Linked DNA regions of Homo sapiens: region 2 is linked to region 1. Evidence: chromatin loops called from intact Hi-C (ENCODE). Cell type or tissue: PC-3. All regions are shown on one strand. Each heading gives the region's core, and the rest is flanking DNA. Links, peaks and the distances in the headings are about the cores only.

Region 1 (5,000 bases), core at 1-5,000:
TGGACAGGGGTCTTCTCTGAGTCCTTTCTCTTAGGGAAATATTCCCACTCCCTTCAACCCCTCTTTATAGTTTGTGGTTTTTCAGTCCTCTCTGTATCCTTTTAAATGGGCCAGTCACCTTTTAAATGGGTGATGTTCCATTGTTTAAATAGATTGGATTTTTCACTGGACTCTGTCCAAAACTAAACACACTCCTGGAAACGTGGCTGGCACAGCAACAGTGGAGAGCCACCTCCTCGCTGTGGACACAACCGCCAGCGGTCAATCCGCTTCCCTCAACACCGTCATGTCCACACAGGGACCTGGGCTGCTGGATTCCTAATCAGTGACACTGAGCTTTTATATAACATCAAAGAGGGATTTGTGCTTATACTTCTTAAAAGGCATGTTTTTGTGGTTTGACTGTCCTCCTAGCCTGACACAGTCTGAGCCTCCTCAGGCGGCCTCAGGGGTTGGGATAGAGTGGAGAATTCAGGCAAGAATGCCAACCCTAGCTCCAGGCCTGGGACCCACAGGCCTGGGGAAAAGAGTGGTTGCCCCGTCTTGAGACAGCCGAAAACTGTGTCCCCAGGATTGTTGGTTTCATAAAAGCAAGTAGCTAGGGAGGCCACATTTACAGGGGATCACAGAACACTTGGGTAGGGGCTTGCTGTAGGTGTCATCAGGGAAGTGGGGGACGGCAGGAGGGATGTGGCCCAGTACGCAGATGAAGACAGGTGATCATCCGCTGGGCCACACGTGGCAGGGATATGGGCAGAGTGAGCTTGGCTGGCCCCAGGCTCCAAAGCTGCCCAGCCCCCGCTGAAGGTGAGGCCTCAGCTGGTGGGAATGTCACCTTCCAGGTGACTGGCTGGCTCCAAAGGCCTTTGCATGATCTCCAGGAGTTTGGAGGGGAGAGGCCACATTCCAAATCCAGCTTGAAAAGTGCTCTGTATCACCCTCAGCACTGAGGGGGCCAGAGTCTAGGAGGAAGGAGGCACAGGGTTGGGGGGCAGCCCTGACCTGGTGGCCGCACCTGCCAGGTCCCGAGAGACAACCCATCTCACACACATTCAAAAACACACACCAGGGAGCACATGGCTAAACAAATCGCACTAAACGCCAGGAAGGCAGAGGGGCTGGAATGCAAAACACCCCCTGAAAAATAAATCTCTGCTGGGGCACATTTCGAAGTTTTGCCTTAATCGTTCAGGTCGCCCTCCTGTTCTTCTCACTTTACAACTTCAGCCTGAGACACATTGACCACCTTCCACCAAAGTAGACCATGCTCTTGAATAAGTCACATATCCTTTCTCTACTTGGTTTCTTTAATTTTTGTTTATTTTCTTTTTGTAAGACAGGGTCTCACTCTGTCACCTAGGCTGGAGTGCAGTGGCAGGATCATAGGTCACTGCAGCCTCAAAATCCTAGGCTCAAAGCAATCCTCCCACCTCAGCCTCCCCAGCAGCTGGGGCTATGGCACATGTTACTGCCTTCAGCTAACTTTTTTTATTTTTTGTAGAGACAGGGTCTTGCTTTGTTGTCCAGGCTGGTCTCAAACTCCTGGCCTCAAGCAATCCTCCTGCCTCCACCTCTCGAAGCGCTGGGATTACAGGCATGCACCACCACACTCTACCTGTTTTCTTAATTTTTAAAATGAGGGTAATAGTGTTAACACTTCCCCGGAAGATTACTTCCCCAGAAGAAATGATAAAGCACCACCTTTTCCCTCCCAATTTTCATGAAAATAAACTCCTTCAGCTTGTGAACACCACCAAATTTAAATTCTGTCATTTGAGATCCTCAGGCAAGGCAAATTCTCAGACCCTGTGAGGCTCACCAGGAGGCGAGGAGCTCTTCTTGTACCTAGGGGTGGTGAGGAGTGGATCATCTTGCCCAGTCGGGCTGGGCGCAGGCATGGGGATCCTCCAGGACCGTGGCCCATTCCCTCAGAACCACAGGCTGACGACTTCACATCACTGATGTTAGCCCTTTCTAGATGTTACCACGACTTTTACTGATTTATGGATGACTAAGTTCTTTTCCTAGTCAACCTCAGAAGTCTCACAGTGCTACACAGAAAGAACTAGGTTGATACCTGCAAGGTCAGAGCCCATACTCCCATAAGCTATTTACCAGCAGTGACACATGTCTGCAAACCATTTCACCTCCCCATCTCTCAACGTATTCCTCTGTGAAATGGGAAATGATCCCTGCCCTTCCTTCCTCACACGTTTGTTTTGAAGCTCAAATAAGATCAAGCACTTTGAAAACGTTAAAACACCAAGCAGTGGTGAAGGGTTATATTATTATTATCAGAAACAAGTCTGTTCTCAGCCAAGGCTGTCTTTATTTCTGAAGTACGTGAAATACCAGGACAAGGCTTGTTCTACCTGATGATAACTGACAATAACTGAGCAGACAAGGACTCTGACACTCTTGCTTGTCTATGGTTTATCAGTGGTTCTCCTACCTGCTTTAGGAATCACACTGACCCTCTTCCACATGAGGAGATCTAATTTTCTAATTCGGCTGCTGCCCAAGTGCTTTTTTGGTTTTTGTTTTTGTTTTTGTTTTTGTTTTTTTCGGAGAAGGTCTCGTTCTGGCTGGAGTACAGTGGCACGATCTCGGCTCACTGCAACCTCCACCTCCCAGGCTCAAGCGATCCTCTCACCTCAGCTTCCTGAGTAGCTGGGACTACAGACATGCGCCACCATGCCCGGCTAATTTTTGTATTTTTTGTAGACTCGGGGTTTTTCCATGTTGCCCAGGCTGGTCTTAAACTCCTGAGCTCAAGCAGTCTCCTAAATTGCTGGGATTACAGGTGTGAGCCACCACGCCCAGTCTCAAGTGCTCTTTCTCACCCTCCACCCTGCTGTCCTCATTCGTGTCAATGCACAGTTCCTGAGCCCCAGCACCATGGCTACTCTTTCTCCATAGCACCCTGCTCCTCCTGCCTTCTCTGGGCAGTTTTTCCAGTTTGGTCTTCCCAGCCCTTCTGACTAGCCAAGCAAGGATTTATGGATACTTAGAAAACATACATCAAAAGAAAGGAAGAACAGCATCAAAGGGACTTTCCAGCAGATTAACCTGAAATGTCTGGATACAACACACAACTTTCACCAAAGAGGATTTAGTTAATACGCTCTAAATGCTCCTATCAGTTGGATATAATCATTTGTGCAAGAATAATGCAATTCTTAAAGTATTCATGAAATTGTATGCTGCCGTAACATGATTAATCAACTCTGATTTATTTACCTTACAGTCATTATGTTTTCAAAGCAAACTCCCACGGGAGATGGAATCTCAAATTACTGGATTTAACTCTCTGCAAGAAAGAGAAAATATTCTTTATAATGCATACCACATTGCTAAATAAATGTTCTCATCCTAGCATTCTGGTTTGAAATTTTTTGCAACTTAAAATTTCTATGAAAACCCTATCTCAGTGTAATCCTCTATTCAGCCTAGTAGTTCTAGAAAGTCTGTACTTCTGACTACTTGCACTGATATCTCTGCCACCCTCCATTCTGACTACCCAATTTTCTGGAATTAAATAAATTATCCGACGAGAGTTGGATACAGGTTGTATTAACTGCACAGCCCAGAAAATTTCCACAGGGGACATTTCCAAGGCCTGCAGAGCCCATATGAGACATGCAAATCTCATTTTTCCACATGCGAGATAAGAAATAAACACTGCTTGTTTATATTTTTCTCCAAGTTGCAATCACTTCATAGAAATTATCCCATGGATTTTATTTTATTTTATTTATTTTTATTTTATTTTATTTTAGAGACAGGGCCTTGCTCTGTCACTCAGGCTGGAGTGGAGGGGCATGGCTCACTGCAGCCTCGACCTCCCAGGCTCAAGCAATCCTTCCACTTCAGCCTCCTGAGTAGCTGGGACTAAAGGCACGAGCCACCTTGCCAGGTTAATTTTTTAATATTTTTGTGGAGACTGGATGGGGGGTTGGGGTAGGGGAGCATCTCACTGTATTGCCCAGGCTAGTCTCGAACTCCTGGGCTCAAGCAATCCTCCTGCCTTGGCCTCTAAAAGTGCTGGAATTACAGGCATGATCCACCACACCCGCTAACTGTTTGTTAATTAATACTTTGTGATTCAGAAACAACAGATTGTAAAATCCTCCTGTGGACAAAAATTGGCACAGAGCTGGGCGCAATGAATTCTCTGAGTAGAGAAAGTGGAACCTTCCCATCCGTCAACACCCAGCCCAAGGCCTTGTATGAGGAGAAGTTCAATAAATAAAAGTTGGATTGCTGGAATTCGTTTTTTTTTTTTTTTTTTTTTTTTTTTTTGAGATGGAGTTTTGCTCTTGTTGCCCAGGCTGGAGCGCAGTGGCACGATCTCAGCTCACTGCAACCTCCACCTCCCAGGTTCAAGCAATTCTCCTGCCTCTGCCTCCCGAGTAGCTGGGATTACAGGTGCGCACCACCCCACCATGCCCGGCTAATTTTTTGTATTTTTAGTAGAAACAGAGTTTCATCATGTTGGCCAAGCTGGTCTCAAACTCCCGACCTCGGGTGATCCACCCGCCTCGGCCTCCTAAAGTGCTGGGATTACAGGCATGAGCTACCACACCCAGCTGGATTCATTTTTTTAAGTGCTATTAGAGCTATTTATAGCCCGCAGAGTAACTGAAATACTATACATTGTCAATCAGCATAGTAAGTAAGGAATAGTGACGGTCTATACAAGTAATTTTGTTTTTGTTTTTTTGTTTTTGTTTTGAGATGGAGTCTTGCTCTGTCACCCAGGCTGGAGTACAGTGGTGCAGTCTCAGCTCACTGCAACCTCCGCTTCCCCGGTTCAAGTGATTCTCCTGCCTCAGCCTCCTGAGTAGTTGGGATTACAGGCAGGTGCCGCCACACACGGCTAATTTTTGTATTTTTAGTAGCAACGGGGTTTCACCACGTTGGCCAGGCTGGTATCAAGCTCCCGACCTCATGTGATCCGCCCGCCTCGGCCTCCCAAAGTGCTGGGATTACAGGCGTGA
Region 2 (7,837 bases), core at 1-5,000, 640 kb before region 1:
CCGTGATCTCTTTCCTAAACTTCAGACATGTATCAAACATGTTAATAGAACATTCCCACTTGGATTCCTATTTTGGATCTAAAATTTAACATGTCCAAAAGAAGAAAGGCCAAGAGGCCTTCATCACCCTGTATGCGTCATCTCACATTGCCCTGTCCAACACCCCCATCCTTCTGTATTGTAGGAATCTTCCCAGCTGTCAGGGTAAAAACCCAGGTGCACCCCCACCACTGCCTTGTTTTCTGTCTTGCCTCAGGTCATTTTCCAGTGTCAGCCCTTTCTCCAAAATCTGTACCCAGTTTGGCTGCTTGGCATCATCTCTCCCCTGGTCCATGGCACCATTATACTTTGCAGTGTAAGCAGTCTGATTTTCCTTTAAAGAATTATATCTGGCCAGGTGCAGTGGGTTACACCTGTAATCCCAGCACTTTGGGAGACTGAGGCAGGAGGATCCCTTGAGGCCAGGAGTTCGAGACCATCCTGGCCAACATGGCAAAACCCCGTCTCTACTAAAAATACAAACATTAGCTGGGCATGATGGTGCACACTTGTAGTCCCAGCTACTCAGGAGGCTGAGGCAGGAGAATCGCTTGAACCCAGGAAGCGGACGCTGTAGTGAGCCAAGATCACACCACTGCACTCCAGCCTGGGTAACAGAGCGAGACTCCATCTCAAAAAAAAAAAAAAAAAGAAAAAAGCATTCTATCTGTTTCAAGCATTGCAGTGGCTTCTTGCTGCAATTAGAAGAAAACCTAGTGTCCTTGTCATAGCCTGTCAAGGCCTTTGATCTGTTTCTTGCCTCCCAGCCCCCATTCTCACCCCATGTTATGTCAGGACCCATCACTCTCTGCTCCAGGTCCACCGGCTCTCTCTGCGATATAAATGCCAGGCTCATTCTTGCCTCCTGACCTTTGTAGATTTTTAAACTAGAGTGACCTTTTAGCCAAATGTTAGCTCCATTCAGGGAGATCTTGGACCACAAGTAACTCTGTGAAACAGCCTGGTGGTGTGCATAGTCATCCTACCTTTTTCTCTGATAATTTTTCTCTTCTTTCTCAGTGGTGTAGTTTTGGTGTAACACTTTAATTCAGTAATAGTAGCTAAATGAAGAAGAAAGAATAGGAAAGAGGACAATTAGGATTACAAGCTAAACAATTTCACTGAGACTATCTTGAAGCGTATACAGCCTCAGGGTTTCCTTAGTGGATCTCATACAGGTCTAGTTACATCCGGTACCATGCTTGTGGAGAGAGGCCTATTTAGCCAGTCAGAGCTTTGGGCAAGAAGAAGCCTGGCTTTTCCCTAATCTTATCTACTTGTCTCTTTTTCTAAGTTTCCCACATGTGTTTCCTTTGTAAGAAGAAAAACTAACTGCAGTGAACCAAAAAGATGGAGAACCAAGAAGAGGGAGAAATTTATTTCCACATTCACAAAGTATTTGTGCTTGTTAAATTTCTGATTTTTCTCTAAGTATGGGACACTTTTGGTATTTCTCTAATAATTATGAGTTGAGTCAACGCGTATTACATTTTTTTTGAAGACAGTGCTTTTCTACTGTATGGAATTTGCTGTTCTTTTTTATTATGAGTTATTTCTTGTTAAGGAGCACTGGTGGAGTTCTCCCCACATATTCTTAAACCTGCTGATTAAGTCAGTCTGTTTTCATCCTTCAGTTTCTCTAAAACCATTTTAAAGTGCGTAGGGTGTATACATTTTTTTTTATTTTAACAATTCTCTTCTTGACTACAGAAAATGTTAATATTATTTTTATTTGAAAAATGCATGTTCCACAAAACACTAAACAGCTGGTTTTAAAAATAAACTTTAATTCCAGATTGCCTAAGACTTACTTGAACTTAGAAAGATTTTAGAAAGTTCAATAAAAACTTATCAATAATTGGGAAGCTCTGTTAAAGGAAAAATTTAAACTATTTGTATGTATTTATATGACTGTTGTTATGCCAATTGTCGTTCTCTGGACATTTGTTTTATGAGTGTTCTTTTCTTTTAGCTTGATAAAGATGACATGGTATACATGGAAGCATATGATAAATTGTTGGAGTCCTGGTTAACTTTGGTTCAAGATGACAAACATTTCCATAAAGGCTTTTTTACCCAACATGCAGTTCAAGTTTTCAATTCCTATATTCAGTGCCACCTAGCTGCTCCAGATGGCACAAGAAATTTGGTGAGTTTTAAGCAAGATGGTAATTAACAGTCTATTTCATCATAGGCTATATTTTACCATGTTACACATTATATAATGCCAGAAATTTAGGATGGGTTCCCTCAGAAGATTTGCTGGGAGCAAAAGTGGCCTTGTTCTCTGAGTTCTTATTAAAATGGGATGTTGCCTATGTATATTCCTTTTCAATTTTCAGTTACCCACCTCTTTCTGTCTAGCTGTCAAGAGATATGAATAATTTGGGCCATGGATGTCTGGTTATTTCAGTGACAGAAGTTCAATTCTCCCATATGGGAGGTGGGTTGTGGGTGTGCAGTTAGTTGTGTTGATCACCATGGAGTGATTCCTGTACTTCTTGCTCTTGTATGTTTTCCCCCTTTTGATAACTACCACGGCTGTCAGCATTGTTAGAAGGGAGTTCCTAGATAGCTGTGCTCAAAGGTCGGCTGTGTCCCCTCTCCTTTTGCTATGCAGTGCTTAGCTATCTAAGCTATGTTATGGAGCCACAGAAGTGCACGTTGAATAGGCAATGCAGTTCCTCATTGTTTATTTCTTTTACTTGCAATAGACTGCCAATGGTGTGGCCTCTCGTGAGGAGGAAGAAATAAGTGAACTTCAAGAGGATGATCGAGACCAGTTTTCTGATCAACTGGCCAGTGTAGGAATGCTAGGAAGAATTGCTGCAGAACACTGTATACCTCTTCTGACAAGGTACACACAGTCCAAAGAAACCCCATGGAGCAAATATTCTCTATTCACAATTCCCTGGAGAGCACTTAAAGTGTTTAAAGACTTTAAACACCCCCACCCCGTGTCCCAGCACACTGGAACAAATGGACAGAAACATACTCATGATTGCGTTCCTTGGCTTAGACATTTGGAGCCCAGGCACTACAGCATAGATGGCAGAGAGATTATGGAAAACATGGTATGAGAAATGATTTGACCCATATCAGTAAAAACTTGGAATAACCAGTTTTCAAATGCCTGTTGTAAACCTTGATTGTTTGTAAAGCAGTGTTTTAATTCTATGTTATAAAAAATAAATCATAATTCCTATAGTGCTATGACAACAGTTGTGTACTATAATGTTTTTGTATATGTGTTTTTACGCTAACATTCAATTCATGTTGTCTAATATATGGAAGTTGTAAGTTGTTCCATGTCTTTGCTTATTGAACTTTATGAAGCTACTGTTTTCTTCTCTTTTAGTTTATTAGAAGAAAGAGTAACAAGACTCCATGGTCAGTTACAACGACATCAGCAACAGTTACTTGCTTCACCGGGTTCAAGCACTGTTGACAACAAAATGCTTGATGATCTCTATGAAGATATTCACTGGCTTATTTTAGTTACAGGTTGGTTGGTGGTTTCTTTTTAAAATGTAATTGCCAACTGAGCAATTTAAGCCTTAAAAGAAGCTTCCTATATGAAAAACAATAGTGTATATATAATATTGGATAAAATTTGGATACAGCCATTTTCTGTCATAGAACTATGGATGCATTTTTAAAAAATACTGGCTAATATGTATGCAGTGCCTATTGCATACCAAATGTTTCATGGATCTCATTCTACCCGCTGAATTAGTATTGCTAGGTAGTATTACTATTATCATCATCATCGTCATTATCCCCAACTAATAGATGAAGAAGCTGAGACTTTGAGAGTATAAGAAACTAGCCCATTGTCACACTGCTATTAATTTTTAGAGCCAGAATGTAAATCTAGGCAGTCTGACTCTTAGGATCTTCTTTTTTGACCACCATACTATTAGTGTTTCCATATTTTAAATAATAAGCAAAAAATCTTGACTTTTGAAAATGAATTCCCTAATATTGACTTCTAATATAGATAGTAGCAAAATTTCTATTAACTTTACAGAATACAGTACTGAAAATTATTTAAGGTAGTAGATTAAAAAGCCCCTATGAATTACAAAATTGGTGAATAAAACATTTGTCCTTTTCTGTAGTTTTGAGGGTTACTTATCTGAGACATAGAAAGTTTTTTTTGCATAAACTTGAAATTAACAGGTTAACATTTATAATTTACATCAATTTATATGATGTATATAAATCAAACTGAAAACATTTATAGTACAATTTGATAAATGTAGATTTGTTAAGTGTTCATTTTTAATTTTTTTTAAACTGAAGGCTACCTCTTAGCTGATGATACTCAGGGAGAGACTCCGCTAATACCTCCAGAAATAATGGAATATTCCATTAAGCATTCATCTGAAGTTGACATTAATACAACACTTCAAATTTTGGGATCTCCAGGAGAAAAGGCTTCTTCCATCCCAGGGTACAACAGAACAGATTCTGTGATTAGGTAATATAAACTCTATAGCTGTGCTCTTGTAATTTTTATACTGTTTTATAAATTCTGAGTTGATGGGTAGATGACTGGAGTGATAGGCACGTTGTAAATCTGATACATGAAAAAAATGAAAACTTGGAGAAGCCTTGAAATACACAAGGATGGCAAGTACTCAGTATATTTAGGCAGTGCCACTCTAGTGAGAGTTGACAGCTATACCCAGTACTGAAGAAAAGTAATGTCAAATTATTCTGAATACAATGAGACTTGGAAGGGACATTGAATGTAGTTAGGAACATAACGCCTGTCCATCAGAGAGCAATACTGATGCATGCAGGCGCCCTAAATGAAGGGAACCAGATGAACGTCAACAAGTATCGTTCATAAAAGCTAAAACTACGTTTCGGTGGCTTTCTCATGGAAAATGATAGATAAAAATTTGTATCTCGTAAAATGGAAATATGTATTCTAAATGTGAAACTTAAGAGCCCTGTTATAATACAGGAGAGTGCCTCAAATGAGGTGATTCACTTTAATCTTCCTAATACTAATGGCAAAATTTTCGTTAATTCTTAATGGTGAAATTAAGGAGGGATAAGCCTGTATTAAAAATGTTCCGGCCAGGCGCAGTGGCTCACGCCTGCAATCCCAGCACTTTGGGAGACCGAGGCGGGCAGATCATGAGGTCAAGAGATTGAGACCCTCCTGGCCAACATGGTGAAACCCTGTCTCTACTAAACCTGCAAAAATTAGCTGGATGTGGTGGTGTACGCCTGTAGTCCCAGCTACTCGGGAGGCTGAAGCAGGAGAATCGCTTGAACCCAGGAGGCAGAGGTTGCAGTGAGCTCAGATTGCACCACTGCACTCCAGCCTGGCGACAGAGCAAGACTCTGTCTCAAAAAAAAAAAAAAAAAAAAAAAAAAAAAAAAGGGTCCTGAAAGTGAATTTGAAAACAACATGTGAAATTTCAGTATCTTTAACTTTATTTTAAATGTAGGTTGCAAGCAGAGATGTCAGTAATGATATTAACATTGGTTTTTGTCAGCTGCAAAACCAGTAACTCAAACAGGATGCTGTCCCCTTCATTCTTTTTAGTATGCAAAAATATATGGATATCATTTAAACATGCAATAGAAAATGTGGCTTTTTAAAAAATAGTTGAAATATTAAGCTGATAACCAAGGAAATGTTGGGGAATTTATTTCCTTTATTGTTGCATTCTCTTGTTTGAAATGAAATCATACTTTATTGAAAAAGTTATATATTCATTTTAGGATTACCTTAGTCATTAGATTTAGTGTCTCTGGAAATCAGTGCTTTGCTCTGGTTTGGTTGGTGGTGAATGTTAATTTAAAAAGCAGTTCATTTCAGGGTGCTGTCATATTATATATTCTTTGTTATATTTTTTGCTTGGGCAGTAGCATCAGGAATGCTTTCCTTGTATTTTAAGTGCTTTTTCCATTTTTGTCAGATGTTAGTGTGGGAGCAAAACATTTTGGTATCTGAGAGCACAGACTATGGAGGATTGGGACCAAAAAAAAAAAAGTCACCATGTTTTTAATCCAAAGAATTAATATGAAATTTAATGTTATATGGTAGAAACATTTCTTGTTTCACTAAAAAAGCAGCTCACATTTCTTAAAACAGGTATCATTTGAGAAATAATTATTGACTGCTGACAACGTAACAGGGAGCCTTCGGGTATTTGAACAAAACAGATAGAAGTCACTTCTCTTTTAGAACTCTTTATAAAGGAGAGAGAATAAATAAGTAAATTATGCAGTATGTTAGAAGACAGCAAATGTGACAGGTAAAAAGCTAGAGTGAGTATCAGTAGGGATTGTTGTAGTTGTCATTAGTGTGATGAGTGTTGGCTTTATCTAGAAGGTGACTTGGGAGCAGAGATGTGAGGTTGGTAAGGGAGGCCATGAAGGTGTCTGGGGGGAGAGCATTCCAAGCAAAATAAACAGTGAATGCAAAGGCCCTGGGCCTGCTTGGCATGTTCAAGAACAGCAAGAATGCCGTGGTGGGTTGAGCAGAATGAGGTGGAATTTTTTAGGAGATGGAGTTAGGAAAATAGAGGGAAAACAGAGAAGGTCTTAGGCCTTTGTAACATCTTTGGCTTTTGTTCTGAATGAAGCAGCATGCCATTGTAGGGTTTTGAGCAGAAGAGTAACTTAAATGTTAAGAAGTTTACTCTGCTGCATTAAGAGTAAATGATGGAGGCTGGGCACTGTGGCTCACACCTGTAATCCTAGCACTTTGGGAGGCCAATGTGGGCAGATTGCCTTAGCTCAGAAGTTCAAGACCAGACTGGGCAATATTGAAACCCCATCTCTACTAAATACAAAAAATTAGCCGGGCATGGTGGTGCTCGCCTCCTGTAGTCCCAGCTACTCAGGAGGCTGAGGCATGATAATCGCTTGAACCTCGGAGGCAGAGGTTGCAGTGAGCTGAGATTGCACCACTGCACTCTAGTCTGGGCGACACAGCAAGACCCTGTCTCAAAAAAAAAAACAAAATGCAAAAAAACCCGAGAGTAAATGATGGAAGCCAGGAGACCAGTTAGGAGACAAATTGTAGTAATCCAAGAGAAAGATGATGGTGGCTCAGACCTATAGTGGAGGTTGTGAGAGGTTAAAGCTCTGTTTGATTTATTGTGCTGACTTTGGATTTATGACATACAAATGTAATCTAGGATTGACTTAGAAAATATGAGAAACTGAGTGCTGTTTGAAATATATTTGTAGATATAGTGCTTTAAGGAATTGAAGTAGGAATGGGGTATTAATCTTGGAATATCAACAACTTAAAAATATTTTGGTGTTTTTATGAGTTGTATTTCAACTCCTATGCGTGCCAGCATCTGAGGATACAGTTAGAAGTGTGTAAGGGTGTTATAGGAGCTCCTGGTTCCCCTAATCTACGGGCAGAGGAGAACCAGAGGGGGCTTCTTGAAACAAGAGTACTTTAGGCAGTGACAATAGCATAAGCAGCAATGTTATAGGAAAGGGGTCCCTGAGGGTTCTTGGATCTTGCACAAGAAAGAATTCAGGGCGAGTCCATAGAGTAAAGTGAAAGCAAGTTTATTAAGAAAGTAAAGGAATAAAAGAATGGCTATTCCATAGACAGAGCAGGAAGTTCCTGAAAATAAGAAATAAGAAAATAGGAGGAACACGTCCACCATAGGCACAATGCTTGTGTGTATGTGTGTGTGTGTATATATATATATAATGTGTGTGTGTATATATATATAATGTGTGTATATATATAGATATATATAGTGTATGTATATAGTGTGTATATATATATTGTGTGTATATATAT

What was found. Peaks named below come from ENCODE experiments on the same cell type or tissue, not always from the same donor. Only the 100,000 strongest peaks of a DNase experiment are listed, where the experiment ranks them.
Region 2: it touches region 1 in a loop (7-fold over the local background); 1 of 110 quality-filtered maps calls a loop at or near these places.

Annotation. Positions count from the first base shown.
Region 1 is chr13:20,163,858-20,168,857 of GRCh38, reverse strand. No RefSeq gene overlaps it. Among named protein-coding and RNA genes, the nearest start is that of GJA3, 5.3 kb to the right of the region's middle. In PC-3, for the core only: no CTCF peak of the experiment used is centred there; DNase peaks (open chromatin) are centred at 2,957 and 3,247; H3K4me3 peaks cover 812 bases; H3K27ac peaks cover 995 bases.
Region 2 is chr13:20,804,142-20,811,978 of GRCh38, reverse strand. XPO4 (exportin 4) reads left to right here. Exons shown (of 23, transcript NM_022459.5): 10 at 2,012-2,188; 11 at 2,754-2,896; 12 at 3,398-3,543; 13 at 4,345-4,522. Among named protein-coding and RNA genes, the nearest start is that of EEF1AKMT1, 34 kb to the right of the region's middle. In PC-3, for the core only: a CTCF peak has its summit at 2,114; no DNase peak of the experiment used is centred there.